Linked DNA regions of Mus musculus: regions 2, 3, 4, 5, 6 and 7 are each linked to region 1. The links are chromatin loops, found by intact Hi-C in ENCODE. Cell type or tissue: gastrocnemius. All regions are shown on one strand.

What was found. Peaks named below come from ENCODE experiments on the same cell type or tissue, not always from the same donor. Only the 100,000 strongest peaks of a DNase experiment are listed, where the experiment ranks them.
Region 2: it touches region 1 in a loop (2.6-fold over the local background); 3 of 42 quality-filtered maps call a loop at or near these places.
Region 3: it touches region 1 in a loop (11-fold over the local background); 22 of 42 quality-filtered maps call a loop at or near these places.
Region 4: it touches region 1 in a loop (2.3-fold over the local background); 4 of 42 quality-filtered maps call a loop at or near these places.
Region 5: it touches region 1 in a loop (6-fold over the local background); 19 of 42 quality-filtered maps call a loop at or near these places.
Region 6: a loop joins it to region 1, with 9 times the contacts of the local background. A loop is called at or near these places in 13 of 42 quality-filtered maps.
Region 7: a loop joins it to region 1, with 2.9 times the contacts of the local background. A loop is called at or near these places in 20 of 42 quality-filtered maps.

Annotation. Positions count from the first base shown.
Region 1 is chr8:115,708,063-115,712,062 of GRCm38, forward strand. No RefSeq gene overlaps it. Among named protein-coding and RNA genes, the nearest start is that of Maf, 3.2 kb to the left of the region's middle. In gastrocnemius, a CTCF peak has its summit at 1,545 (motif pointing left); DNase peaks (open chromatin) are centred at 340, 1,156 and 1,551; H3K4me3 peaks cover 2,577 bases; H3K27ac peaks cover 2,700 bases.
Region 2 is chr8:116,361,969-116,365,968 of GRCm38, forward strand. No RefSeq gene overlaps it. Among named protein-coding and RNA genes, the nearest start is that of Gm31278, 12 kb to the left of the region's middle. In gastrocnemius, a CTCF peak has its summit at 2,429 (motif pointing left); DNase peaks (open chromatin) are centred at 638 and 2,409.
Region 3 is chr8:115,094,099-115,098,098 of GRCm38, forward strand. The region is part of intron 8 of Wwox (WW domain-containing oxidoreductase); the gene reads left to right. Among named protein-coding and RNA genes, the nearest start is that of Gm39257, 130 kb to the left of the region's middle. In gastrocnemius, a CTCF peak has its summit at 1,634 (motif pointing right); a DNase peak (open chromatin) is centred at 1,643.
Region 4 is chr8:115,226,616-115,230,615 of GRCm38, forward strand. The region is part of intron 8 of Wwox (WW domain-containing oxidoreductase); the gene reads left to right. Among named protein-coding and RNA genes, the nearest start is that of Gm39257, 270 kb to the left of the region's middle. In gastrocnemius, no CTCF peak of the experiment used is centred here; DNase peaks (open chromatin) are centred at 1,136, 2,168 and 2,494.
Region 5 is chr8:114,450,538-114,454,537 of GRCm38, forward strand. All of the region lies in intron 4 of Wwox (WW domain-containing oxidoreductase), which reads left to right. Among named protein-coding and RNA genes, the nearest start is that of Wwox, 13 kb to the left of the region's middle. In gastrocnemius, a CTCF peak has its summit at 2,365 (motif pointing right); a DNase peak (open chromatin) is centred at 2,400; H3K4me3 peaks cover 350 bases; H3K27ac peaks cover 546 bases.
Region 6 is chr8:114,975,985-114,979,984 of GRCm38, forward strand. All of the region lies in intron 8 of Wwox (WW domain-containing oxidoreductase), which reads left to right. Among named protein-coding and RNA genes, the nearest start is that of Gm39257, 17 kb to the left of the region's middle. In gastrocnemius, a CTCF peak has its summit at 2,372 (motif pointing right); no DNase peak of the experiment used is centred here; H3K4me3 peaks cover 1,928 bases; H3K27ac peaks cover 3,586 bases.
Region 7 is chr8:115,086,761-115,090,760 of GRCm38, forward strand. All of the region lies in intron 8 of Wwox (WW domain-containing oxidoreductase), which reads left to right. Among named protein-coding and RNA genes, the nearest start is that of Gm39257, 130 kb to the left of the region's middle. In gastrocnemius, a CTCF peak has its summit at 1,608 (motif pointing right); no DNase peak of the experiment used is centred here.

The DNA of each region.
Region 1 (4,000 bases):
GAGCAACACCCCCCACCACCGGCCGGTGCGAAGTTTAGTGCACCAGGGGACAGAGTTTACTAAAAGGGCGGCTGGAATCCGGTAGGACCCGGGAGGATGGTTTGCTTTCCTCGGAGTTCGAGAGAGGCCTGCCCGGCTGAACCGCAGCTCTCATGCTGCAGAGATCCGCCAGAACTCCCCTGTCCCCTGCCGGTCCCGCACCCTGACAACGTGCATTTATTTGTCTTGCAGTTTTCGATCTTTGATCCATCCTCTGCATCTTTCGTGGCTGTTGATGGGGGTAGCCGAGTGCTTTCCTTCCTTGAATCTGACGCTCCAGGGGCCCAACTTGACTGAACTCTTTGTCCCTCTCTGCAAGTGAGGTGATCAGATGGGGGCGCCAAGGGTGCGGGGACCCAGAATGCGCGCGGGGATCAGTGAGCAGTGCGCCTGCACTTTTTTTTTTTTTTTTGATTTCACGCGGAGAAGAAAACCAGTATAACTCTTGAAAAAGCAGGGGGCTTAAAGTATATAGGGACTAGCTGCCCCCTAGCATCTTCTGTCCTTGGAGGGACAGACAGAATGATGGTGCCAGCAAGTTGTTCTGGGACACTTTAAGCCTGAGCCTGATCATCCCGGCTCAACCCTCAGCCTCAGGACTCTAGAATGGAGTTTGGCTTTTGAGAAATATTCATATTCATTTTCTCCTCTCTCCTCTCTCCTCTCTCCTCTCTCCTCTCTTCTCTCTTCTCTCTTCTCTCTCTCTCTCTCTCTCTCTCTCTCTCTCTCTCCCCCCCCCCGCCGTTTCTCTTCTCTCCCCTCTACAATCCACCACCTTTTCCATTTATGAAACCTGAATCCTGCTTGAGATGCCCCCCCCCATACACCCTGACCATACCATTCTCACCATTATGAAATCTGAACCCTGTTTATCAGGGTCCGGAGCGTCTTTGCACTCCCACCTCGCTTAATTATTTGGTATTTAGAACTTGGTGGTGAAGGGCGGGGGGGGGGGGGGAAGCGGGGGCAGTACCCCAGAGCCCTCCCGGCTCCTCTCCAAGGGTTAAATTTTAAACCAATATTTTCCCCCACCTCCGGACAAGTCCGGAAACCCAGATTGGGGGTGGGGTAAGGTTGCCCCCCTCCCGTTGCAAATGCTAATAACCGGTTCAGTTTTCTACACTGATTGATTCTTCCAAAGCTATGCAAAAATATTGGGGGGGGGTGGGCATAGAAAAAAAAAGAAAAGAAACTAACAACTCGTTTCTAAGATTTTAAAGCGATAGGCAAGTCAGAAGAGTGGAGGCTGAATCTGGGAAAGCAGGGTTGTCTGAAACCACCTTACATTTGCAAGACTGTTCTCACCTGCTTGGAAATTGGGACTCTTGACTCCTTCGAATAATGAAATGCATCTGGTGTTGATTGTATTTGTTTTAACCATATTGGGGGTATCTATGAGGGTGTCCCCCGCCCCCCCCCCAAAAAAAAGAATCAAAAAGACTGCAAAAGAATCCCGAGTAAAAACTATTGTTGGATAGAGTTGGTTTTTACCTCAACAGCGCCACCTTTCGGCAAAGCTTAGTTGAAAATTGATCTCATTCTGGTTTGAGACGCTGATTTCCTAGTGTGGAAAGAGGCAAGAGGCACAAGAAAGCTAGTTGGATCACAGTGGGGGAAGCCAACCTTGCAGGGAAGGGCCTCCAGACACTGCGAGCAGGTGCTGAAATTTTTTTTCTCTCAGGCTTCCTTTCGTGGCTTGGGAAGAGGTCCACAGACAGTCTTCAGAGAATGTTATTCTGGCTGAGAGACCTGTGCCTGTTGATGTCATGTAACAAGGACCCAGGCTCTTTCAAAGGGCTGGCAAGGCTTTCCAACCCGATTTGTGGCAATAACGATTGAGTTAAAAAGTTCCTTGGAATCCAGTGATAGAGGAGACATCTTTCCTAAGCAAAGTTACTGCTGTGGCTTAAAATTGTTTATCTGAAAGGTAATTCTCAGAAAATCCTGACTTCGGACACTTAAGTCATATATTAAGCCAGCTTCGTGAACATTGCACCTAAGTGTGGTCTCAAACCCGCCCCTAGCATTCTTGGCTGTTTAGAAAGAGGCCTTAGGTGTCACTGCCTGCCTCGGGACACCAGATTAGACCAGTGTTCATTTCTCATCCACAAACTCTGGCACCCCTTTTGGTAGACACCCTGGGAGACGTGTAGAGACATCCTCGTTCTAAAGGGCCTGCTGGTCTTTTTCTAGACACGCCATTCTTCTTGCACTGTTAACTGCAGAGCTCTTTATAAGGGTGACTTGGGCTTTATAGGAATGTTTGGTTACGGTAGCATGAGCTATGTTTAGATCCAGATTGGGGAAGAAAGAGTGAAGACTATGTCAATACTGAGGTGACCTAAGAGACTTCTCTCTTCGTTTTCCTCCGTTTAAACTAGATTTTACCTTGCAGTGAAGTTAAGGGATTCTAGTGTACATTCGAAGGGGAAGGCAGTGTTTAAGATCACACAAATGTCCTGCTGGTTAGCCATGGTTTTCTAGGTCTTTCTAAAAATTATTAACCACAGATGCCTAAAGCTTATGTTTTTGCGTATATGAACATGTGTCTTTAGAAACCATTCACTTTTATGATAATTTTTAGACATGAAGGTTTTGTTAAACACTATAAAGTATACTCCCTGCCTTTCAAAAAAAATGTATGTTTTGGGCCAGAAACATGGAGATGGCTATATTTATAAATAGGCACCATCTCATAAACAAAAATTGCTGCTGATGGAGAGCATGCCCTATAGCTCCATGGCCACCCAACCAATTATCGCAAATATGTACTCTTTCTGGACACTCAGGGGCCATGTGTGGCTAGTTAACTATCATTAGCTACACATTTTTCCCCCAGTTTATTTTTCATTCTTGCTATTGTTAGCCGTAGCATTTTTTTTCCTCTTTTTTTCAGAGACTTTTACAACCTCCCACTTTTGTTGGAAGGAAAAAGAGAGAGGAGGTCAGAAATATTTTCTAAAGAAAGCTGGAGTGCTTTCAGGCTTAGCACTTAGGTCCCATCGTTTGCCCCCCTTACTGCATTGTTTAGTGATGCGCAGGAGGTGTCTAAACATTTACAGTTTGCTGTTAGCAGCGTTTCTTTGATAACAATTGCAAGCACTCATTTTAATTTAGCACCATTCAGGTTTGCGATTCCCCACAATTACAGCAGGCCACAGTGCTTGCGACTTCTTTGCTTACACTGTTTGTTTCGCTTTTAGCCAAGCCAACCTAATCCAAATACAAATCGGAACCCCGGCTCTCAGATAGACTTCAGCTTCCTCAGCCAGCTCTATGCAGTGATTTAGAAACCATGCGCTTGTCATTATTGACCAGTTCAACCCGGTAACATTAAAGTTCCTGCAAGCAATGAATATTTATAAAACGGCTTGGATGGGAAGGAGAGCCCTGGGCTGGCCGTGTAAGAAGGCTCAAAAAAGCGTCAGAAAACACAACCATAACTTCAGGTTGATATATATGTAGCTTCATGTAAAGCTGAAGGTGTAGAAGGCCCTTTGTGTCTAAGTTGCAAAGATTGGGAGCTAAAAGGAATATGTTTTTTTTTTTTCCTCTCCCTGATCTTGAGTTACTACTGCTCAAATGTATCACGTTTAAATCAGTCATACAGACTCTGAAGTGAACAGGATGTAGCTGGAAGCTTCTGAGGGCTTTGTTTATGTGCAAGCTGATTTAACGGTGCCGAGCTAACCGGTGTCCACTAAATTTCAGTAGGAACCCGACTCCATTGATCTGAGGCAGAGTTCTGGAGAGGGCTTGAGTGATAAGACATGCTCAGTTCCTAGGTCTAGTGTTAGATAAATCCTTTTAGCCGTCTTCACTTAGCAGGGTAAGTAAATCACAGGCTGCTGTTAGCAGATTCATGGGAGAAAATTAATAGAATCAGATGAGATAATCTGATAACGGTAAAATTGCTGAGGAAACAACCTCGGCTTGCCTGCATCGGAGAGCAAGAAACAAC
Region 2 (4,000 bases), 650 kb after region 1:
TTCTCAAAACAAGAGAACGCTGACAAAATACTAGCTTTTAAAATTAGAGAAAGAAATGGCTTGTAGAATGAATATTTTATTTAGCTGGTAATTGACTTAAACTGATATGTACTAGGTGGCTCCTGGCTCATTTTTCAGAATTATCTTCTGACCCTGATAACAAAGATAATTTTAATTGTCTTTTGTGTGTGTGTGTGTGTGTGTGTGTGTGTGTGTGTGTGTGTATGCTTGTGTGTTTTATATATTTTAGCCCCAAAGGTAATTATTGTAAGATTTTTAACTTTGCTTAACTAGCTATAATGATGCCCCTGACTTGACCTTCTGTCTCCTTTTTTTTATAAGCTAATAAAATTTTATACATAATCTTCATTTTTGGTCCCTGGGCTTGTACTTTTTATATCAAATTTCTTTCAAGAAATCACTTCTTTTGTTAAAATTTCAAGACAGGACCAGATGGAATTCTAACTGGGCTGTGGGGTTTTCAAATAAGGTTTGTCTGGGGTGGCATTTAGCAGGAAAAGGACCTCATTTCAAAAGACTCTGGGATGCTGGGCACTTTCTGGAGTATCTGTCATGACCAGTTCTCTGGCAAGGAGCCAAGCAGAAGGTCCCTGACATTCAGACTCGGGGCAAGAGGTTATTAGGAGAAGGTGTGGCTGAGTCTGGAGTGAGGCGTGAATTTCAGAGAAATATCAAAACTCAAGGAGGAAGTGAAATTTCAGATATGTCCCAAATTCTCAAGCCTGTCTGGCAGAGAGCTGCCCCGAGGCCACGGGGAGCCCTGTATATCACCTGTGCACAGCCACCAATAGCACAGGAAGTACTAGCACTTGGCTGCTGTCACCCTGAATGGGGTCCTCCCCACCCCCAGTTTCTTTCTGTGACACTGTCCAACCCACACTCCACTTTTGATTGATCCATAATTCTTAAGAGGATGGGGCCCTTATGTTTCCTGTTTCTGACTCCATCTTTAAATTCTTTACCAAGTGGATTGTTTTATGAACGTGAGCTGATTGCCTTTCTAGTCTTACCTTGGATTCTTTTAGCAAATAAAGGCAAACACTATCAAGAAAGAGCTTTAGGAAAACCTCCTGAAATATCATTTTATCACCATCAATAAACTAGAACAAGTTTTATTTAAACATTAAAAATAAATACCCAGAAGTCTTTAAAGATACATTCATTGTAGTAGAGGCAGACATTTTCTGGACACTAAAGGAAGAAATTTCTTCTTTGTTGCTCTTGTTTTGTTTTTGCTTTGCATTGCTCTGTTGTAAGTAAGGCGGGGTCTCATGCAATCCAGGCTAGCCTTGAACACTGATCCTCCTGCCTCCAGCTCTTGAATGTTGGGATCACAAGTGTATGCTAACACCAGCTAAAAGCAAGAAACGCTGGTGGAGTCTTTGATCTCTCAGAGTGACTCTGATGGTTAGATATGTCAGGGCATGTCACTTTATACACGTGTACATATGTGTATACAGAGTCCATAAACCAGATCTTGTGTCAGTGAGCACAATCAGAAACAGTTTGCATTCCACCTTAGTGGGCACAATGCATGCTGTTAATCTCCTGCTGTTGATAGGGTAAGCAGATCCCATATCCCAGCACTGTAAAACCCTTCACCCCAGCAGACCCCACCCCTCCCCCTCCCTCCCTCCCTCCCTTCCCCCCCCTACTCCTTCCTCCCCCTCCCCCTTCTCCCCTTATTTATCCTGACCTAGCTTGCAGGGGCAAAATAGACTAATGGGTAGGCTTTCTACTTACACACGATGCTGGCCTCTACTCTCTTTCTGGATATTTTGAGGCTGGTATAGACCCAGAGTCCCTGAGTCCTTGGCCTATGAGTTCCGGGGACATTCCTTTACACCTGGGTGACATGGCCCCAAGAGAGGAGAAGCAAGGTTGTCTCTGAAGACTCTTCTGAGGGTTTACACAAAACAAGCCAAAAGGCTCTGGAAATCGTAGGAGATTGATAGCAGAAGGTTGGTGTGGGGAGCTCAGAGAAAGCCAGTTTGCTTTCTTTCTTTCTTTCACATAATGCAAAAGAAAGCAAAGGTTAGTCTGAGATAGGTGAGGAGTGCATACCCCAGTACTGGATTGCTTAAGGAATGAGGATCCTGAGTTCCTGGCCAGCCTGGGCTACACTGCTGGGAAACACCAAACATAATTAAAAATGTGAGGATGGAGCCCTGAGAAGTGGAGAGCTTTTGCATGCTAACAAAGGGAACCATTTATTTCCAGTTTTCCCCAGAAACAAACCAAAGAGACAGCGGCCCCAGAATCACTTGGAGCCAACCCAGAGGACACCAGAGAACCTTGCTGACCCACAGAAGTTTCTTCAGCTGCAGCCTGGAAGCCACCAGAACTGGGTACAGTCACTGCCCAGAGAGCGGCTCCATCCATTAGCCAATGCTGCCTCCCTCAGCTGGCTGCTGGCAGGTGAAATTCTTTTCTTTCCCCAGGAACTGGGCTGCTGACTTGGGGGTTTTGTAGCTGGAGTTTGAAGAGAATCACTGCAGGGGATTAGGGTGCTCTGCTGCCCATGACTGCTCCCCAACAGAGAGATACATCCCAGTCCCATAACTGGCTTTCTCCTCTCATGAGGAATGGGCAGAGAAACACAGGCAGCATGTTTGTGAGGCCACCGGTATCATAAATGGCTCATAATCACCACGATCTCTCTGAAATCGGTTGCTTCTGCAATTAATGGCTGATTTCACAGTGCATTAAGCATCCCTGGAAACAAGTCATTAACTGTCAGCAAGTGGGAATGGGCTGTGGTTCAAAGGTCCCTCTGCTGCCTTCAGGAGACTTCCCTGTGGGAAACAGGAACTTGGGCCCAAGGACAGCAAGAGGGAAGATGGCTGTTCAGGGCACTGGAGATACTGAGAATCTCAGTGTAGGCTGACCTCAGAAAGGTACCTGAGGCATCTTAGCTCTGGCCTAAAGCCACAGAACTGAACCACCCTCTGGTCAGGGACATTTAGGTCCACTCCTGCCAACATGGGAGTACTGGGCTGTCTCTAAGGGCAACAGAGCTAGTGACTTTCAGGTTCTCTTCCTCTGAATTCACAGAATGGAATTTACCAGGAAGGATGAGTTTTACCGAGAATTTTATTGTCCATCCATAAGTGGTCACTTAAGAGGGAGTGCAGAAAAGACTCAGAGCTCCATAGGCTAAGAAGGTGGTCCCAGGAAATAGGTCTCCAATAAGCTGCTGGCCTGAGGCTCTTGAAAGGACATATGGCAGAAACTGGGGGCATTCTCAGAACTGATGCTTTGGGGTCTCTTCCCTGCCTGATTAGCTTCTATCTCTAGTTTTCTTCACTGCTAACCAGTGTAGGAGGTCTAGAGTCTGGTCTAGCACCATGCTTCTGTGATAAAGAAAGGGAGGGGAGGATTGGAGAGCTGGCTCAGCACTTAAAAAGCACTGACTGCTCTTCCAAAGGTCCTGGGTTCAATTCTCAGCAACCACATGGTGGCTCACAACCATCTGTAATGGGATCCAATGCCCTCTTCTGGTGTCTGAAGAGAGTTACAGTGTATGCATATACATAAAATAAATAAGTAAAGATCTAAGAAAAAGGGGGGCAAGATTCTTCAACTGTGGGCTGGCAGTCTTCACAATGCATACCTTTGGGCATCTTAGGGACACACAAGTCATTTCAGAGACAGGCCCTTGGAACTCACTGCCCAGCCAGCCTACCTGAACCTCAGGGTAAAGGACTGGGGAGGCAGCTCAGTAAGTATAAAGACCTCTGTGCAAGCATGGAAACCTGAGTTCTTCGTGTAAAAGCCAAGCCTGGTAGCACATACCTGTGACCCAGGGCATGTAGGGGAGAGAGACAGGAAGATCCAGAAGGCTCATTGGCCAACTAGTCTCTTCCTAGTGTTTCTGCCAGATTCAATGAGAGATGTGCACCCCCAAAAGGTAAAATGCGGATGGGGGGCTGGAGCAATGACTCTGCACTTTAAAACATTTACTTAATCGTTGTTCTTA
Region 3 (4,000 bases), 610 kb before region 1:
CCTTCCCTTCCCTTCCCTTCCCTTCCCTTCCCTTCCCTTCCCTTCCCTTCCCTTCCCTTCCCTTCCCTTCCCTTCCCTTCTATTCTCTCTCCCTCCCTCTGTCTCATCCTTCCTTTCCCAGGCTGGCCTCAAACTCCTCATCCTCCTGTTTCTACTTCCCAAGTGCTTGGATCACAGGTACATGCCACCACAGCTAGCTGATGTCACCTTGAGGATCAAGTCCAGGGTCCCCTGCATGCTAGATGAGCATTCTACAAGTCCTGGGCCACATCTCCAGGTGTTTCTTAATCCATCAAGGCAGATATTAGAAAATAACCGCCAGACACGGCTTCCCATTGAATGTGTTTTAGTTAGTGGAGGATGGGTCTCGACTTGCGGTAGGATCCTGTTAGGAGTGAGGGACCAACCTCGTGAGTGGATGCAAGCCTGACAGTGTCCTCATTTCTGACACCAAAGGCACATTGGGAGGTGACCCTCCAACTAACCTCATGCCTAATAATTTGCTAGAAAGACTAATAAGGTTAACTGGAAACTGCAAAATGATTGATCCTAGTTTACTGCAGGGCAAGAAGGGCACAGATCACAGTGACCAAGAGAAAGAGACACGGAAGGCGGAATCCAAGAGTAGCAGATGGTCAGTTTCCACCATCCCTTTCCACGAAGCGTGGACAAACTGTCTTCCTTGTATTGGTATGTGGCTGCACTCTGGAGTGTGGCCACTCGTGAAAGGTCACCAAAACCCAAGGTCCAGCGTCCTCGTCACCTGAATCCTCATCACTGAGGCATGGTTGCTTGGCTGACGAATGATTGGCTAGTTGATCCAGGGTTAACCTGAGCCTCCAGGACAGGTGATACCACATGATAAAACGTTCTTACCCTAAACCTAATTTTTTGGTATTTCTGCAATGGCCTGTCTCACCCTAAGACCTTAGGGATGAATTGCTACCACCACCACCACCACCACCACCACCACCATCACCAAGAAAGCTTAAAACCAGGTCATTCCTTAGGGTTTCCTAAATGTTATCATCAGTTTATGTGCACCTTTAATAGGACATATATATTTAAATATATACATTTAAATCTCTGCCTCTGTCTCTCCTTCTCCCATGTGTGTGTGTTTGTGTGTGTGTGTGTGTGTGTGTGTGTGTGTGTGTGTGTGTGTCGGGACAGCACATGCATGCCAGAGCCTGCACATAGAGATCAGATGACCTTGGGTATCAGTCATCACTCTTTACTTTGGGAAAGAGTGGCTTGTTTTTCATGGCATATTGGGATCCTCCCAGCTCTGTCACCCAGCTCACAGCAACAGAGCCAGGATTAGAGACGCGCCCCACCGCATCCAGCTTTCACCCCCAGTTTAAGATCCAACCTGAGGTCCTCACTCTTAGGCTTCCCACTGGTGCAGCTTGTCAGGTCAGAGCATCTCTTTTAAGACCGCTGTATCACAGGATTTTGCAGCTGTCATGTGGACACAGGTCTTAATATATATACAAAGCATCTCTGGTGGCCATGACATCCCCTGGGCTCTCAGTGTTCGTTGTATAAAAGTAAGAACAGCGTTCAACCTCTGTAAGATGTGCCCTGTCCACCAAGGCCATTTTAGGCCCCACCATCAAGGCTTATCCCTGTTGCCACTAGGTGGCAGCAACCAGGATTGGGAAAACAACCCCTCAACTGTTCAGAAGGTAAAAGGGGGGCCTGAAGGGCAGGTACCTTTTCTCCACAGGGGCTAAGGCTAAGATACCCAGCACTATGTGTCTGCATGGCAGGTGCCTGTCACAGGTTGTTGCGCAACTAGTTTTGGCTATTGCAAGACTTGACAGAGGCAGCCCCGGGTTGCTGGAAAGAGACAGGCTCTGTCCACCGGAGTGCCAATTCTTACATTGTCTCCAGCTAGTTGAGGGAGCATGAAGATGTCACATTGATCCACACCAAAGCCCGTCTTTCCCTCCTCCATGAAATGAGCCTTGTTTCAGCGAAGGAGTCTGGTGTTGTTTAACTTTGAGCAGGATTTTCAGTGCTCTAGAGATAGTTATGATGATGTAGAGATCAATGACTAGGGTTTGAGCTCTGACACCAGCCTCCAGGAGAGCAGCTCTGGGTCCCATGTGTCTGTGTGGCCTTGGCCAAGTCATTAATTTACCATAGTATTTTTCTTCTATTGCATGTGAATAAGGAGTAATTACCCCAAGGACACACGGGTAACTCCCAGCATTATCCGTGATAGAACATGCCAGGGCCCAGCAGTTGTATTGGCCACATAACAGACTGTCAGTAAATATTATTCAGTTGTTACAGCATGTGTCTGTCTCCAGGGCTCTTTGTCGATTCTCTGGGTGAGAGATTCAGTCTTATCTCCACACTGCCCAAGCACAGAGAGGCCTCAGCCTGGCCTGTAGGTGTTCAATACCTGTGTATCAAATAGAAAAAGTAGATAGATTTGGATCCCTGGGGTCTAGTAAATCCCAGCACCATGGACCACATTGGTTGATCTCCTATTCACCGTGTTTTCCTTTAAATCCAAGTCAGAGGGAAGGGTGGTCATTAAAGCACGCTTATCAGACCCAAATGAGCACTCTTTGCCACACTTCCTTGGTGCCAGGCTTGTATCTTTTGTCCCTGTCTTGTCTCACTGCCTCTCCTGTGGTACCAGGACGGTGTCTCTTCGAATAGGCATCTTTCTTTAGTAGGCAGATTAAGTGGGGGTTTCTCTCACTACTTGTTTTTCTTTCTTGCTCTGATGTTGTAATGAATGGAATCTTCTGCTCCTGTCCCTCACACATCCTCAGCTGCCCCCCAGTGCTAAGATTAAGTTGCTAGGATGTGCGTTTCAAATTAAACCAAAGGTCTTGTGTGCATTTCGATCTTGCTAAAATTCATAAAGAAAAACAAACAGAAGAAACTGCAGTCCCAGATCTGGATACTATGTTCTCCCGGCCTCCAAAAGCCCTTTCTTTGTCCCTGTGTATTTATGCATTTTTCATATTTGAGTTTCATTAACCCCTCGAATGTAAAAGCAAAGTGTTTGGGGCTTTGCTCTCCCTATTCTTTTTCTTGACCTGAAGACTGATCTTTTTAGATATTGGATGCTTTAGAAAGAGGACTGTTGCAACAGTTATTAATACACTTCCTAGATGGGTGGCTTGAAAGAAAGCCTGAGAGGAAGAGGTTTTGACTTCCTGGGAGAAATAAATGACGGAACAGGCAAAATAGAAGCGCTTGGTAAACCCGGGTCCGTTTCATCGCCAGTTTTATGGGCAACGCTTCTGTGTTGCCATAATGTCGGGGATAAAACACACTTTAAGCCATCATGCAAAACTCAGACTTAGAAAATGAAAAGATATGAATTTGAACCCGAGTTTTCCTGTCAAGAGAATTACGGTGTATTTCAGCCCACTGCTTCGCTTGAGTTAAATTTACTATTATTTTCCCTAACAATAATAACAACAGTGCAAAGTCCTCCTTTAAGTCAAGATGCTTGTTATAAACCCCATATGCTTATAAATGCACGCCTGGTTGTATATATGAACCGTACATTCTCATAGAGTGACATTAGATTTTTAAGGAATTTCCTTTTGGCTTTCAAATCATTGCACAGAATATCGGAGTAGGCACCGTGTCAAAATAATCAAAACGTATTTAACACTCTCTCGAAAAATCCATTTAAAAATAAGAACAAGGTCCAAGGATGATTTTCAGACCATAAATTGAAGTGTAAATATTCAAATTATTTTCATAAACTATTCAGTTCTGTTGGGCTTTTATGCTATCATACAGTGATTTTTTTGTATTTAAGTTTTCCAGCACTTCTCTTTTTTAAGAGCCTCAAGTGTCCCATAAAAAGCAAACACTTGAATTTTCAGTTTCTAGGTACTGCATATTTTTCCTTCTGCTTGCCTTATTTTTATAACGTTGATTTATATGGACATTACTAAAGAAAAGGAAAGGAGGATTTCGAAGAGGAACTGCTATATAACACTGCTTAAAAAAATCTATT
Region 4 (4,000 bases), 480 kb before region 1:
TGGGGGGGGGGCATATTAATGGATAGATAGCTCAGAAACCCAAGGAGCTGGGAATGTCTTAGTTGGTAGAGTACTTGCCTGACATGCCCTGGGCTCATCTCGAGCACTGCATGAGCTAGGCAAGACTATGCTTGCCCCTTAATCCTAGCACTTGGGAGGTGGAAGCAGAAAGATCGGGAGTTCAAGGGCATCTTTGGTTTCACAGGACGTATAAGGCCGGCTTAGGTTACTTAAGGCCCTTGCTTAAAACGAGAAAGAAAAAGAGGAACACAAGAAATGGAGGAGAGAATGAGAATGAGGAAAGAAAGAACAAAGGAAGGAAGGAAGGCAGGCAGTTTAGACGGACAGGCAGATAACAATTACCAGGAAGCTAAGCCCGCCTCCCCTCCCGCCCCGCCAATGCAGGCCATATAAGACACAGAGCTGCCTTGCCCAGTAGGTTCTCATGTCATCTATCTGCCTCTGGTCTAAGGCTGACACTTTGCTCTACATGAGTGACAAAGCAGATTGCTTCCTCCCACTCCTGCGGGTTAAGACCCCTTTCCCTACCTCAGTTTCACTCTGACTGGCAACTTCACTCAGAATGAAACATTAGCAAAAAAAAAAAAAAAAAAAAGACTCAAGATGTTGGCTGAACAGCAAAGGGAGAGTCGATACAAGATTCAAAACCGAGCGCCGGGAGACCACTCGTGAGAAATTCCATAAGCACAACGGTGTGGTTTATGTCACAATCGGTCTGTTGAAATGAAGCCGCCGGGGCCAGGTGGAATGCTAGCATTGTCAACTGTAGCCTCAGGCCTCAGAACCTCTTAACTCAGTGTTGGCTGGTGGGTTAAACACCGGGGAGCTTATGACACATCTGCTTCCCTGACAGGCATCTGAAAAAGGGAAAAAAATTGAGCACAATTGAAAGCAACATGAAAGTCAGTTTGCTTCAGCCCCGTGTCTGCTGCTGACAAGGGGTAGCATCCCCGCTGTAGCGTAGAGACAATACCAAGTGCATGGATTTGATCTGAGAGCTAAACGGGGAAGGGTGAGACCCTGGCACAGGACTGGGGCAAGCAGGTGCTTAGCAATGGAGACTTCTTGGGGGCATTTTCTAGACCTGTGGAAGGGTTGAAAATAGACCAAAGAAGCAGTGTGCCTGGCCCCTGGCCAATCTTCATAGGATTCGTAGGTATAGAGCAGATACCTCCTGCATGAACTATGACCAGCCAGCCAGGGCTTTGGATCTTAACACATTTAGCCCCCCCTGCATAGGCCATTTCAGACGGGCAGCTTGGTCTTTAGGATGTCGCTAAGTGTTGCCCACCGTACACATAAATGATAGCAGAGGTGCACACCGAGTTCAGGGAGGGTCTCCTTTAAGGAGTTCAGGGGGACAAGATGAAGCTTGTCTAATTCTGAACTCTGTATGGGAGAGCTGCGAGTGACCTCCCCTGTCACTTTTAGTTAAGACAGGGCGTTGGAATTCTGGCCTTCGCCATTTGGCTCTTCTCACCTCGGTTATAAGCTTAGACGATATAAAGTGAAGGAAGAGCTCCAACATATTAGGGCCTCCATAATCGAATCTTCCTGGTCACTCTGGCTACCATCAAACACTACAGCGTTCCTATTTCAGAACACAGGGTAGAGATACCTCCTAACTCCGCTTAATAACGGGGAATTGTGTGATTTGGTTCACCCAATAGAATCCGACCAACAGTCACATATTTCATGTCCAGGAGGAAAGAATTTGAGAGTCACTGTGAGCCCTACCTCACCCTCCTTTTGTGGCCCCAGAATCCAGAAATGTGCTGTCCACGTGAGTCTTGCCCTTTCCCTTCCGAGTCCCTGTGTTGACCATGGTCACCTGAGTTTCCCTGCCAGCCTTCCTACTGACTGTGGGGGAAATGAGCCTTTGTTGCCAGTTGCTGAGATTTCAGAGGCATTTGCTCCTGCAATAGGACCCAGCCTCTCTTGCCATAAAACTTTACACTGCATTGTTTTATTCGTCTGCTTATGTGTGATTATGACTCCAACCTCCTTCCAAATGTGTTACAAACTCTAATGCATGATGAGGCAATTAAGTTCCAAGCCAAACAGAGACAACTGCACAGCACCGAGGGAATACACCGTTACAATCAGCTCGTCCCTAACACCCGGCCCCCGAATTCACTCCAAGTTTTGACTCAAGTGCAAAGAGAGCCATGTGGAGTTCAGCGATTCTCACTGAGGTCTTGTCTTAACTCCTTGGCAACTTTTATGTTTTCCTAGGGAGGGTCTTTTGCCAGATGGTCGCAATGTTCATCTTCCCGTTTCGTTTTAATGCGAGCTGACATGTCTCCATCTTCCTGCGGTGGGTTTCTTTTTATGAGGTCGTGCTTTGCATTTTTCATAGAAAGAATTTTTGCCTCCCCATTGGGGAGCCCACCCTTGCAGTTTCTGTGGGGGCTGCTTGGTTAACCACTCGCCTGGGGTTTAAGGCACCGCCAGCAAAGCCAGATCACTGCAAACTTCTTGATTTACACTCTGGTGGCGAGGGTTTGAGATGCCACAGAGAAACAGGAAGAAGCAGGTTCGGGAAGCCCAAGTAAGAGCTAGGCCACAGCTCTGGTGGTGCGCTTGGCATGCAGAAGGCCAGATGAAGAAAGACTCTTCTGTCCGCAGATGGGCTTATTATTCCTAGTGAAGGGCTTAGGAGGGACACTGACTTTGTGGAGTGTTGAACAGAGAGAAAGAAGGTACAATGTAAGTAATGTGTCCTGATCAAAATGAATGACAAAACTACCTAAAATAAATAGTGAAAGTGAACGAAACCATTCCAAGACACATGCATAGGATACCTGCTATCCTAGCTATTCAGGAGGCTAAAGGTAGGAGAATTAAAGTTCAAGGTCTGCCTGGGCAGTACTGGGACCCTATCTCATATTACAAAGAAATAAATTAAAAGGGTTGGGGTGTAGTCAGTGATAGAGCATTTACCTAAGGCTAGCAAAATTTTGAGTTCAATTCTCAGTACCATAAAATAAATGAATAAATGAATCCTAGAGTTAATAGGCTTATATCAAGCAGTTTATAAGTACCCGCTTTCCAACGTTCACATTAATTCCATGAGTTAGGGTTGGTCACATTTAATACAAAGAATAAAGAAGTAGGGTTGAGGCTATAGCTTAACAGCTGAGCCCTCGCCCAGTGTATCTTTGGGTTCAGTTACTAACTAGCATGAAAAAAGAAGGAAGGAAGGAAGGAAGGAAGGAAGGAAGGAAGGAAGGAAGGAAGGAAGGAAAGGAGAAAGTTAGGCTTTTAGTAATATAAAGCTGAAGCGGGGCTGGTTGTGTAGTTCAGTGGTTGGCAGAGTATTTGCTTAGCATGTATGAAGCTCTGGAATGGACACCCTGCTATGCGTAAAATTGGGCATGGTACTGCACCCCTATACTGCAACCCTGAAACCCCAAGTGGAAGCAGGTTGATCAGGAATTCAGGGTCATCCTCACTTACATAGTAAGTTCAAACCCAGCCTGGGCTACACATGGCTACCTCTCTCACACACAGCAGGGGCTGATGATGATCTGTCAGGATTCGAAGGCTAAGGCACAAACTCAGCAATGCCACCCTTCTTCGTTGGCACTCTTGGCAGCTCTGTTGACTGTTTTAGCTTTCTTCCAAAGTCACACTCTAAAGGACTCTTGGATCCCAGCGGCCAAAACTACGAAACTATCCTCTGGCCTGTTACAAAGCTGACCATCAAAAACACGATGGGTGGCTGGACCAGACATAGTGCTTAATAGACAAATGATGCTCTCTGCTGGCCTAGGAGGTCCCCTCAGGGTCTCTGTTGTGCTGAGCTATGAGAAAGGGCATCTCCATCTCACAGTTCACTGGGCAGATGTAAGCACAGCCTTGAGTCTTGTGTTTCTCCCCTCTCTGCTGCCTCATCACATTGGAAAAGCAGTTTTTTTTTCAACAAGTTGCATCCATGCAAAGACCAGTAGGTAAATGTAATCCAAATGCAGAATGT
Region 5 (4,000 bases), 1.3 Mb before region 1:
TAGATTGAAAGCTGTAGCTTGTGGACCTCAGTGGAGAACAGCATCTCAGGCTCCAGGGGAGCCATCCTTTCATCCAGAGCCGCTGCTAGCAGATCAAGAGCCGGAGCCTGCTAACCAGTAGACAATGGAGCAGCTCACTGCCCTGTGTGCAGCACAGCCGGGCAGGAGGGGCAGCAGGGGCAGGAGGGGCAGCAGGGGCAGCAGGGGCAGGAGGGGCAGGAGGGGCAGGAGGTTGTGGCTCTTTGGAGTTACACACGGGCTGGCTCTGATTCTGTAAAAAAAGAAGGAAACGGCTTCAACACGGAGATGACTGCATCTAAGTCCCCGGGAGTCTCAGGAAAGGGAAAGTCTAGCGTTTAGACTAGGGAGTCTCCCACTTCCCTGGGGCCCATGGATTTCCTAAGCTACATCTGTTCGAGAGTAGATTTGGCTGTGTGCACAGAGCTGTGTGGAAGCTGCTTGCCTTGAACCTTCAGGCTGGCTTGCTGGTCAGGCAGCACTCTCTGACACAGGCAGGCACATGTCCCTTGAGTGGGACAGCAGCTGCCCATCTTTATGTCAGAGGGGCATTTGAGTTCCATACAACTGATGCTTCATCGAGACCGGTATATTGTCATTGTATTTCTGGAGGAACAGTCAGGCTTTTGGCAAACTGTGTTGGAAACCCGATAGCAGCTATGAGCACATGAGACAATCTGGTGTCTGGTGCTAAGGACAGAACTCTCTTCTTTCAGTCTGAAGCTTGGAGTGGCTCAGATTTGATTTTAAGTTCTTTCTGATCTGTCTTTTCCCTTCTGGACCTTTATAATGTCGGGCAGCGTCATACATGGTCTCCCCCTGAAACAGCCAGAGGAGCAACAAAAACAAAACTAGCTCTCCTCTTAGAGTATTGTAATCACCACCCCAGGCCTTATTGTAGAGGTTCACACACACACACACACACACACACACACACACACACACACACACACACACACACACACACACACGCACACCAGGTTCACACTCCCAGAGATGAAAGAGGTTCACACGGAAGGTGTCAGTCATCCCTCACTTGGTTCTCTTTAAAGCAGAGCAGAGGCATGAGCTTTTCATGCTGGGAGCCCTGCGGGATCCTTTCCGTACAGTGTCTTCATGTGTAGGCTTAGAGGGTCTGTCCCTAGACCCTGTGGTGATGCTCCAGCATGGAGTTAGTGCCACACTTTCACTTGTCCATTGTTACTGTGATGGGTTCCTGCCTAGAGTAAACCCTTTCCTTTCTGGGCTGCTTTCCTTCCAGACCGTGTAGCAGCCCTGACCTTTCCTAAGGAGCTGTAGAGGATCCTGAGCCAGGCTGGGGGCTGCCTGAACTTAACCCCGTAACCCCCTTTTTTGAGTAAAGCCCGCGTCCTTGTGTTTGGGGTCCTGGAATTCCCCATTACATTCTTTTCCCATTGATGAGCTGATGGGGCCTTGGGTTATCTTCCTTTTGGGAACTCTGTGCTCATTAAGCAGAGGGGAAGCCCCTAAATCATCCAAGAGACCCCTAGGGAGTTAATTAACTATATCTGCAACAACGGTTCTCTTAAGCTAAAGTGATCTGAAATTATTTCCTTCGGAGAAACTATTGGAAGTTGTTTTCTTTGAGACAGAGTCTCATTACATAGCCTAGAGTAGATTCAATTCAGGGAAGTTCTCCTGCCTCAGCTTTCTCCACACCTGGCTGGACACTTGAGATTTTTATGACAGTATTGAGAAAAGTCCTTGACTGGCATTACACAAAAATTAAAAATGATTATTTTATGAGTCAAACAGCCACTTCACATGTGAACGTTCTTAGATATCGTAGTACGTGGTACCCTTAATACCCAGACCGGGTGCCATTAGAAATGCCATCGTGATTGCTGCCGTGCAGTCGGCTAACCCTGGGTAGGAGCAGAGTAGGTATAGAGTGTGTGTGTATGAGTCACAGGCCCCCAACAGATTACATTCATGTATACGTGTCCACAGGTGCCTCTCTGAACAGTTCCAGAGGGGTCTGTCCTCTGAGGCCCCAGTTAATTCTGTATTTGCACTTGGGTTTGGTTTTCACTTTTTTATAGTGTCAGCTTAGTAAATGAAGTTCCTGTTGCTATGCTTCAATGACAAAGTGGCTCAAACCCCTAATTTAAAGAAAATGTTTACAAATCTGATTTCTCTCTTATTAAGGTGTGGTGGTGTGTCACATGCAAACTTGGAAATGTTCCCGCATAAAATCCAATTAAAGTGATTCTATTCTTCCCTGCCTTTATGTAATGGAATGGCACAGTACGAGTCCTAACACAAGCATTGCTGTTTCCTGTAATTAACCTAAAAGCAGCCATGTTTATCTAGTTTATACTGTTTCCCCACTAGAGGGCACTGTTGCCCTTCGAGATAGTTGCACTCGGAGTTTTCTTCTCTGGCTGCCTAGCCTGGCTTTTCCTTTTGTTAACAGTGCCCTTTCCTTCCCCAACATATCTTCTAGGGCATGTCCGGCTCAGTGATAGAGCCCTGGCTGAAGACTAGGACCGGTGTCATCTTTCTCTTTCTTGGCTTTGCGTTTTTGTTTTGTTTGTATAAAATGCCAAAGACGAAGAGGCCCATTTAACAAAAAGGTCCATTGTGTTCAGGGAGCAGCTTGTTCCGCCAAATTACACAAGGACAGTGTTTCTTGGCATTATCGGTTTTGAGTGTGCTGGCCTATCAATTATCTGATTTCTTTTTCTAAGTGGGGATTGTAATATTTAAATATTAATGCCCGTGTTTAAGGTTCATTTAGAATGCCTCAGTGACCTTATTTATTTATTTATTTTTGCCCAGCAGCCTTATCTAGTGTGATATAATGTATTTTAATTAGATTGTTTATGAGCTATGCATTCTGTTACTAGAAGCAAATGTGTCCTTTTGGATTTGGTATCTGTTCCTTAAATAAGAAGTCATAACAGCCAGACTGTGAAACAGGCAACCAGTCCTCTGCACAGTTGGGGGGGTGGGTATTACCATTAAAGTTTGAGCAGGTCGTTTGTGGCCCAGAAGAAAGGACCTTAGGCTTGGCTTTATAAACTATTTTCAGATTTTAAGTGGAGACAGGATAAAACTCTGTTAGATACTCTTGCGTGTATTATGTTCCTTCTCAGTGACTTCTCCCTTTCTTTTGAACATGGGTGAGCCTAAAAATGCCACGGGTGTGAACCTGTTCCAGAGCAGAGCTGTTGCACCAGAGTGAAGATGTTCAGTGCGCTCAAGCGCTGATGTGTTCATTATTTAAGAAATAAATTGTTAAAACTAGGTGGCTTTTGGGAATTATTGCAGACTTGATAATAAAGGCGGCGCTGGCAGCTGGGACCCCTGGCTGTCCCTTGGGTGGTGTGAAGCAGTCTTGTCCTGTCTTGTGCCTTTTCAGCCATGCACATTTACCCCCGTGTGAATTCTCAACTTTTTCCAAAATTGCACTTGGGCCGCGGAGGCCTCTTTCAAGGGTCTCTTAATGTAAGACACCCATAGGTTACCAAGAAGGTCATCATTTCCCTTGATTTAGCAAATGAAGTCCCCACAGTGATTTGCCAAACTGAACTCTGGGGTACAGAACGAGTAAGGCATGATGTGCAAGGCATGAGCCACGCTGCCCGCTCTGTCTCTCTCAGTGTTTGTTTATCCGGCTGTCTAACTTCTCTTTCTCTTTGGATATTGTTATATACTGTATTCAGCCAGCTGCCATTAGAGTCAAGGGGAAGATTCCTTCCTAGATTCTAAGGAGATCTAGATGCTGTGTGTGCATGAGAGATGTCGATGGGAGGTGGGGGAGAAAGGCGAGAGGGAGGGGAGGCTGGAGGCTGCCTGGGGCCTCAGCTTCACTGTGTGGAGGCTGGAGACTGAGTTGGGGCTTCACCTTCACTGTGTAGAGGTTGATTAGCAAGGTGAGCAGAGCTAGGCTCTTTGTTTGAACCGATCTCACAGAAACAAAGTTAGCCAGCATTCACATGTGGTTATAAAGAAACTT
Region 6 (4,000 bases), 730 kb before region 1:
CCCACAGTGATGGTCTGTGGGTCGTGCACAGGAACTGTGAACATGGCTGCCTGTTCAGTAGCAGTATGTGAGACCTGCTGAGAGGTGTAAGTTCTTCTCTGTTAGGAGTGTTGGGCTTGAGCACAGGGCCTTGTGAATGCTGGGCAAATTCTCTAAGTCTGAGCTACCGCCCCAGCCCCAGTCCTGTAACCTTCTAGTTCATTTGGAGTCCTTATGGGCATCTAGTCCACCAAATCCTGTGTATACACAACATGCGTGTCTTCACATCTCTGTGAGACTCTAAAACATCTCTGAGGAAAGAGAGGATAGGCAAGCATGAGAGCAGCGCAGGGAGGCTTCAGGGATTAGGTTTTTAGGAATTACTGTCCCTTGGTTTCTCTCTTCCATCATGCTCTTGGCTGTCCTCCCTGTCTCTCCTACCTAACAGACACCCACATGGAGTCTCTGCCACCCATGTGTCCACGTTGCCCAGCAGGACATTGCATACTAAATTGGAGGTGATTTGTGTCTGTATGGTCCAGCTCAGTGTTCACTCAAAGCTAAGGAGCACTTGAAACATGGCTGGTATGACTGAGGGTCTAGAAGCTTGACTTGATTGAATTGAATCTAAATAACTTAAGAAGTCTGATGTCCCTGGTGGCTGTTGTCTTCTACAATATCATGAAGGCAACAGAGACTCAGACAAAAGGCAACACTGTGCCTTGCTCCTGAGGGTCTCTGGTCCACAGGGGTCAGACACCCTGAGTGACAGTCAACAAGCCTGAACGTGGAGATTGGTAACTAGTAAGGAGAAAACTGGTGTTGCCATAGCATCCAAGAAGATGCTAGCACAAGAGTGCACACCTGTAAGTTTCTATCTTGTTTTCTTCTAAGATTTTATTTTGTGTGTGTGTATGAATGAGTGCCTGAGTGAGTATATGCATACTGTGTGTGTATGGGTACCTGTAAGGGCCAAAAGAGGGCATCCAATCTCCTGGAACTGTAGTTACAGGCAGTTGTGAGCCACTCCATGAGGGTGCTGGGAACTGAACTCCGGTCCCCAGAGAGAGTTATCACTGCTCTTAACTACAGAGTCATCTTCTCCATCCCCTGTTTGCTTGTTTTTAACTTGTGTATGTGTGAGTGTGGACAGGGGTGGGTGGGGGCAGTGACTATAAGCAAATGTGCACTGTGGTGTGTACCTCCTATGAAACAGGATCTTTCTAAACACTCACTACGGCATAGGCTATGCTACCCAGCCTGTGAGCTTCTCATGGACTGCCTCTGCCTCCCGACTCCTGGTAGAAGCTCCTACTCTGTGAATGTGTGCACTACCTCACCCGCTTTGGTGTAGCTTCTGGGGATCTGGAGTCAGGGCCTCATTCCTGCACAGAAAGAGTGTCACCCACTGAGCCATCTCCCCAGCCTGAAAAATTCAAACAAACAACCCTACTTATATTGTGTGCATGTGTGTGGGGGACAGAGGACAATTTCTGCGAGTCTCTTTTCTCCTTCCACCATGTGGATCCCCAGGGATGGAACTCAAGTTGCATGGCACATGGCAAATCCCAGGACAGCTACTTTCTGTACACGCTAACACACTGCAGCTTATTGGGGCTGTTACCACCAGCTACAGAGACGGCACTTCTGAGATTCATGTCTATGATGGTCTCTTCTCCCATCTTTAGCTTCCTCTTGAGGTGAGCCTGAACCCCATGCAACCTGCTTCCTGATTTACTCTTTGACCTCCCCAGCTTGGCTGGTGGATTCTTTCGCACGCCAGTTCTGGGTAACCAGTGATCAGTCATCCCCCCCCCCCTGCCCCCCCGTTAGTCCCCACCCCTGCTGAAGGCAGGTTTCATATAACTGGCTTAGCACTTGGTAAGGAACGAGGTGACAGCAAGGCCACAAGCTGATAAATAGACTGGTATTTACCCAGTGCCGGACCTCCGCACGACTGATGTCTGTGTTGTTGAGCAGTGTGTCACATGTCCCTGCTGTCATCCTGGTCTCAAGATGACTGTGAGGACGGGGCCAAGTCATTTTGCAATCTGGGTGAGCGGTCCAAGCTTCTCAGAAGACCGACGCAATAGAAATTCAAGGTACGAAATTAAAGGTGCGATCTCCCAGTCATTTTATTTAGCACCTTCTCCATTGTGTCTTCTCAGCACATCAGGTGAGAGCCTCCTCCCCTACTGCTCTCCCATATGAACACGCAAAAAAAAAAAAAAAAAAAAAAAGAAACTTCCTCTTAAGGAAGATTTCTCTTGAAAAACCATATAACCCATTGCGTTTGTGTCCCCAGCCATGCCCGCGCCACCTCTGTCTTCTTTGAAAGGCACTGGTCGGGGCCTCCAGCACCAGCTCCAGGCTAGTTCTTTTAAAGAACGCCCGTGTATACCCAGCAGTGTGCACTTTCCACAAGGTGGCTCTTGACAGGAATATGATATCTCCCCCCACCTCCCCGGTGGCAATCACCTGCTTGGTTCATTCCAAGCCCTAGTTTAGATTCCCAGCTATTTTTGGGGGGGAGTTGACAGGTCTGAATTAAAGCAATGAACTTAGTCTTCTCTTGGAATGTTATAGCTGGAAGGGGTGTGTGGGGGAATCTCTGTAGCACCTAAAATTATCTGCCCCGCATACCCCACCACTGGGAAACAGATACGCTTCCAACAAGTCCTTCTGATTCTTTAAAAATAAAATGTTAAAGTCCAGCAAAGGCAGCTCCCACCAAGGCTAGCTAACGCCGCTCACTTGCTCTGTGGGAGGGGCTTGTGCAACGCTGTATACTTGTTTTATCCCTGACTTGCCTATGGAGAGATTGCACTACTCCACTTTCACCCAGCGCTCAGAGAATAGCAACTGGCCCCACCCAGCGCACAGAGCTAGTCAATGTCGTAGTCATCCTGATTTGGGAGCTTATACTCCAAATTAGGATAGACAGAGCCCTGTCTGTCTGTTTGTCTGTCTGTTTGTTTTAATTCTCAGGCAGCAGGTTGGTGGCCAAGGGGAGAATCAGACTTCTGGCTCCACAGGACAGGAAAAGGAGAACGGAGGGAGAAAGGCTTGGGAACTGGGCGGGCATAAAGGTCTGGTTTTTCCCTTGCTTTGCCTCCTGCATTAGCTTAAAACCTAAGGCTCCACCCAGATCAAGAAGCCCAGGCAGGGAGCCTTTTCTAGCCGAACTTCAGTACAGAAGGCCAGCATCTCTAGGGAGAACACAGTTGAGAACTGCAGCAAAGGCAAGCTTGGTTTTCCTCATAGCCAGGGCCAAGTGCTTGGAGGTGGTTTCAGGGGAATGGGCTTTGTTCTGGCTCATAGTTCAGGGCTTAAAGTCCGTCTTGGAGGGAAAAGCATGGCCACGGGGGCTTGGTCACCTACAGATACACCAGCAAACTGAGGGAGGGGAATGCTGACACTTCAGGCCAAGAGGTTGTGTCATCTATGTCAAGGGAGGTCTTTTCTTTGTCAGGTGTCTCCCTATAAACAAAATACACCAAAGGTGTGTGCCTCAGAAATGCCTCAGGGAAGCTTTCCTGGTGGAGCTATAAAAAAACAAAACCAAGGTGGTTTTGTTGTTGGTTGGATGTTTTGTGGGTTTTGTTGTTTGTTTTTCGTTAGACCATGTTGGCCTCAAACTCAGAGAGCCACCTATTTCTGTCTCCCAAATGCTGATCTTCAAGCTGTACATCACCCCCACCCCCAGCAGAAACAAGCTATTTTGAATAAATAAATGGTGTTGACAGGGTTCTTTCTAGGTACTTCAAATTTTTGTCAGACCCCTAGAGACCACAAAGGTTGAGTCCAAAGTTTCACCCCCAGCCTTAGAAGCTTGGGCTTATGTCCAGTCAGTCACCATTTGGAGAGCATTCTTTCAATCATGGGCTAAATGATTGACTCATTGAGATGGCTCTTAACCTTTGGACATTGGACAGAGCTAAGGGCTGTAATAAAATACTAAATTCACCCAAAACCAAAAGATCCCTTGCTCTAACATGGCTTCCATGGTATTGAGGAGAGA
Region 7 (4,000 bases), 620 kb before region 1:
GAACTTGAAGAGAGAACGCTTCTCATCGCCTCCGCTCACAAGTTCACTTGCTGCTGTTCGCATGGACAGACCTGGAGACATCCCATGCCCATTCCTGCCCCTTCCTGTTTTACCTTTCTCGACTTCTCCCCGGGGTAGGCATTGGCACATGACCATGTTCAGGTTAATGGATTGTTGGGTGAAACTGAGTTATGAACATCAGCCCTGTACAGCTCTCCCTCTTCTTCTCCTGCAGGCCAGATGCTAATGAATATAGTGACTTGGAAGCCTAAGGTTAAAGACCACAGAGCTCCAAGACAAAATGAGACAGCCACAGAGCCACTGTGGAGCAAAGCCAACTCACTCATCAGATGTACCAGTTCTGGGCCTGGGGACATGACTCAGTTGGTATATAGAATGCTTACTCTGTAAGCATGAAGACCCAAGGGTCTTCCTGAGAACTTAGGTTAAAAGTAAAGCTAGTTATGATGGAGTACTTGGTGAGCTTCAGATTCAGCAAAAGACTCCAAAGCAAGTGGGAGCCAGTGAGATGGGTCATCAGGTAAAAGCTATTGCTATACAAGTCCACTAACCTGAGTTCTATCTACATGAATGTGGAGAGAGAAAATGGATCCCAGAAAGCTCTTTCCTGACATTTATTTGTATACATGGCAAGCACATACACACACACACACACACACACACACACACACACACACACACACACTAACAGCAACAGTAACAATAGTAATAAACAAAAATTTAAAAGCAGGGTGGAAAGCAATTGAATAAGACACCTGAGGCTGACCTCTGGCTTCTATATGCATGCACACATACACAGATGTATCTGTGTACACACAGATGTACTTGTATACACACACACACACACACACACACACACTGAAGCAAAAGAAAGAGAAGAAATAAATATTAGTTGTAGAGTACATAAAGGTCTTGAACCACATCTCAGTAACTGCTATCATCGTCCTAGCTGATGCCTGTGATATCCCGCTGATACTGTTATTTTGGGCAGATACTTATAGCAGTGCATTCAACTACATTACTGATCAGAATGAAGATTCATCCCTGCTAAGAGTGAATGCAGAATGATCCCATTTTTCTACTGTGTGGGTCTTGTCCTTTTGCTGGCATTTACCCTAGCCCTTTGTCCAAAGTAGCAACTCATACTTTCTCAACCCAATGGCTGTTTTACTCCTCTGCCCAACACTTGTCACTGCCTGCTCCCATCCATCCATCCATCCATCCATCCATCCATCCATCCACCCATCCATCCGGTGGTTCGTTTATTGCTTACTTGTTGTTTTAGTAATCCAATGACCATAATCTGCAGGAGAGCAACAACCTCATCTGCCCCATCTGTCTACTCTTTTAGTCTTCACCAGTTAGAATGGAGCTTCCTAAATTTATTGGTTGATGAGTGATTAAATATATGAATGAATAAATGGATGAATGAATGAATGAATGTGTGAATGAATTTATGAATGAGGAGTTTGGGCTCATACATTTTACTTTTATTTTTTTCCCTAAAGGTTTGTTTTTACTTTACATGTATGAGTATTTAATGTGTGAGTTTATGCACACCATGTGAGTGTAGTGCCCACAGAGGCCACAAGAGGGCATCAGACCCTCCTGAAGTTGGAGTTACAGACAATCATGAGCATCCATGTAGATGCTGGGAGCTGAAGCTGGGACCTCTGGAAGAGTAACAAATGTTCTCACCTGCTGAGCCATCTCTGCAGCCCCCACTTTACTTTTTCCAATAGTTACAGTTTTGTGTAATTTTGCTTCCTTTTCAGTGGAGGAGATTTCTGAAGTGAGTAACTGAATTAGAGTCATCTGTGGTTTAACTGAGATACACTGAACACCCAGTGTTCCGGGAGCTGTGCTAGGCACCTTGTATGAGAGGGAAACCAGTAGAGTCAAGGGAAGGGGTCGGGTGAGAGGACTGCGGCCCAAACCAGACAGACAAAGATTAAGCATCCTAACCCAGTCTCCTGTGAAGTTTAGAGATGGGCTCTGGGGAAAATGGATGGCCACTCAGTTGGGTCAGCGAGCTCCAATATCAGTTCAGACTTACATTGCTGATGAAATAGTGTGTCCTGTCTCCCTCCACCTTTCCTTCCACTGCCATCCACTCATGTGGCTTGGGTTATACAGATACAGAGATTCCCAGCACACACGGGACCTCTGTAGTCATTCGCACAGAACTCAGTCACATGGTGACTAACTTGCCCACTTGAATCCCATGACAGCGAAGAGTTGTGCACTAGGTGAGGTTCCATAGAGACCATTCCTCCATCCAAAGAGGGTAATAGGAAGTGGAAATTGAAGTTCTGTAGGTTGTGGCTCATAGCAGCTCTCTTCCTCTGAGCATGCCCACCAACGAGCCTACTCTGAACTTTACAGATGCTCCATCCTGTAGATCATGACACCCAGTGTTCAAATGCTACCAAAGTACTGAGCACTTTGGATTTTTTAAGTACTAGAAAATTGTACTTGATGTCGATGGTTCCTAGGAAAAAGAAGACATCCGATGGTGTTAGTTCATGGGATCAAGATAAGTTATTTCACTTACCTTTTGGGAGAAGGGTCTATGTCTCTTCCTTCTGCAGTATAATTATAGTTGTTTATGATATTGGGGGTGAAAGCAGGTGTCCCATACATGCTGTGCAAGAGCCCCTCCCCTGCCACACCCACAGTCCCTTTTTCTCTTCCTGACCAGCCTCACCCTTTAACGTTCCTTTGCCAATTCTCCTCTAACTATCTCCCCTGTTCGGGCCTTTGCCTATTAAGTAATTCTGAAAGCAAAGCGGCTCCTGTCCACAACTGTTTATAACTCTCCCAACCTCTACTTCCTGTCTTGAATCTCTGTCACCAGAGCTTTATAACAAGATTAACACTCAAGGAAGAAAAATGGAAGAAGGCTGAATTTTAATTTGCTGTTTCTTCACACACACACACACACACACACACACACACACACACACACACACTGCTCAGCTCAGTCAATGCCCAGAAATGAAGGCCAATAGATAATGATAGCAGGGTCTCCTATTTCCCACCTATTGTTTCCAATCCCAATTAGGAAAGGGGGGATGTGGGCCCATTGTCTTCTGGGAGTGTGCAGACACGATGTTATCATTGTGTTTACAGAGGTGGTTGGATTCCCCGTGCTCTGCACACCCCACAAAGATGACTGTCCCATCTTGATAAAACAGTACTGTCAGCCCAATCCCAAACACGCTGCACACTGAACGCATCACGGTGACAGCTGAGAGGAAACCCCGTGTTAACAAACAAGTTTGTAAGCCAGGAAGTGTTAATCAGTTCCTTCTACCCAGGGAGCTATGATGGATGGAGGCCCCGTTTCATAGGGGTTTCCTTCAGATAAAACAATAATACCCGGCTTTCGAGAACCCAGTTCAACCAAAAGCAATGATTAATCCCACAAAACGTCAAACATGGGAAGACTGGAAAGAAGATATCATGCATGGGGTATATAATTAGCCATGGTTATCTCTGAGAGGAATTCAGAATGTTTTGCTCTCAAGGAGAGTAACAATCTTTGTAAAGCGGACAGGGCAGGAGAGCCTCCCTCCGTTTTCTTATCCTATTCCACTCTGGGTAATCTTGAGAGTGGAAAGACACCAACGTGTGTGCTGGGACAACAGATAGGAACCAACTGTCCCAGACTGGCTGGAATCAAGGGTTACTCTGCCCGTTAGAAGGAAGACAGGGCCAGCCACCATGCTCTCCTTAGATATGAAAATGAATCAAAGCAGTCATGGTTGTTCTAGGCTCTAAGCTAAATCTCTGAGCAGTCCTGGGATGTGTTACCTGAATTTAATAGCCCAGGGTCGTGAAACTTGTTTCCCATTTTCCACCATATACACACTCGTGAGCTTTGTGAGTGCAAATGGAAGAAAAGATCATCCAAACAATTAACTGGAACATAGGAAAATGTATATGATATATGACATAATATATTATATATGTATAT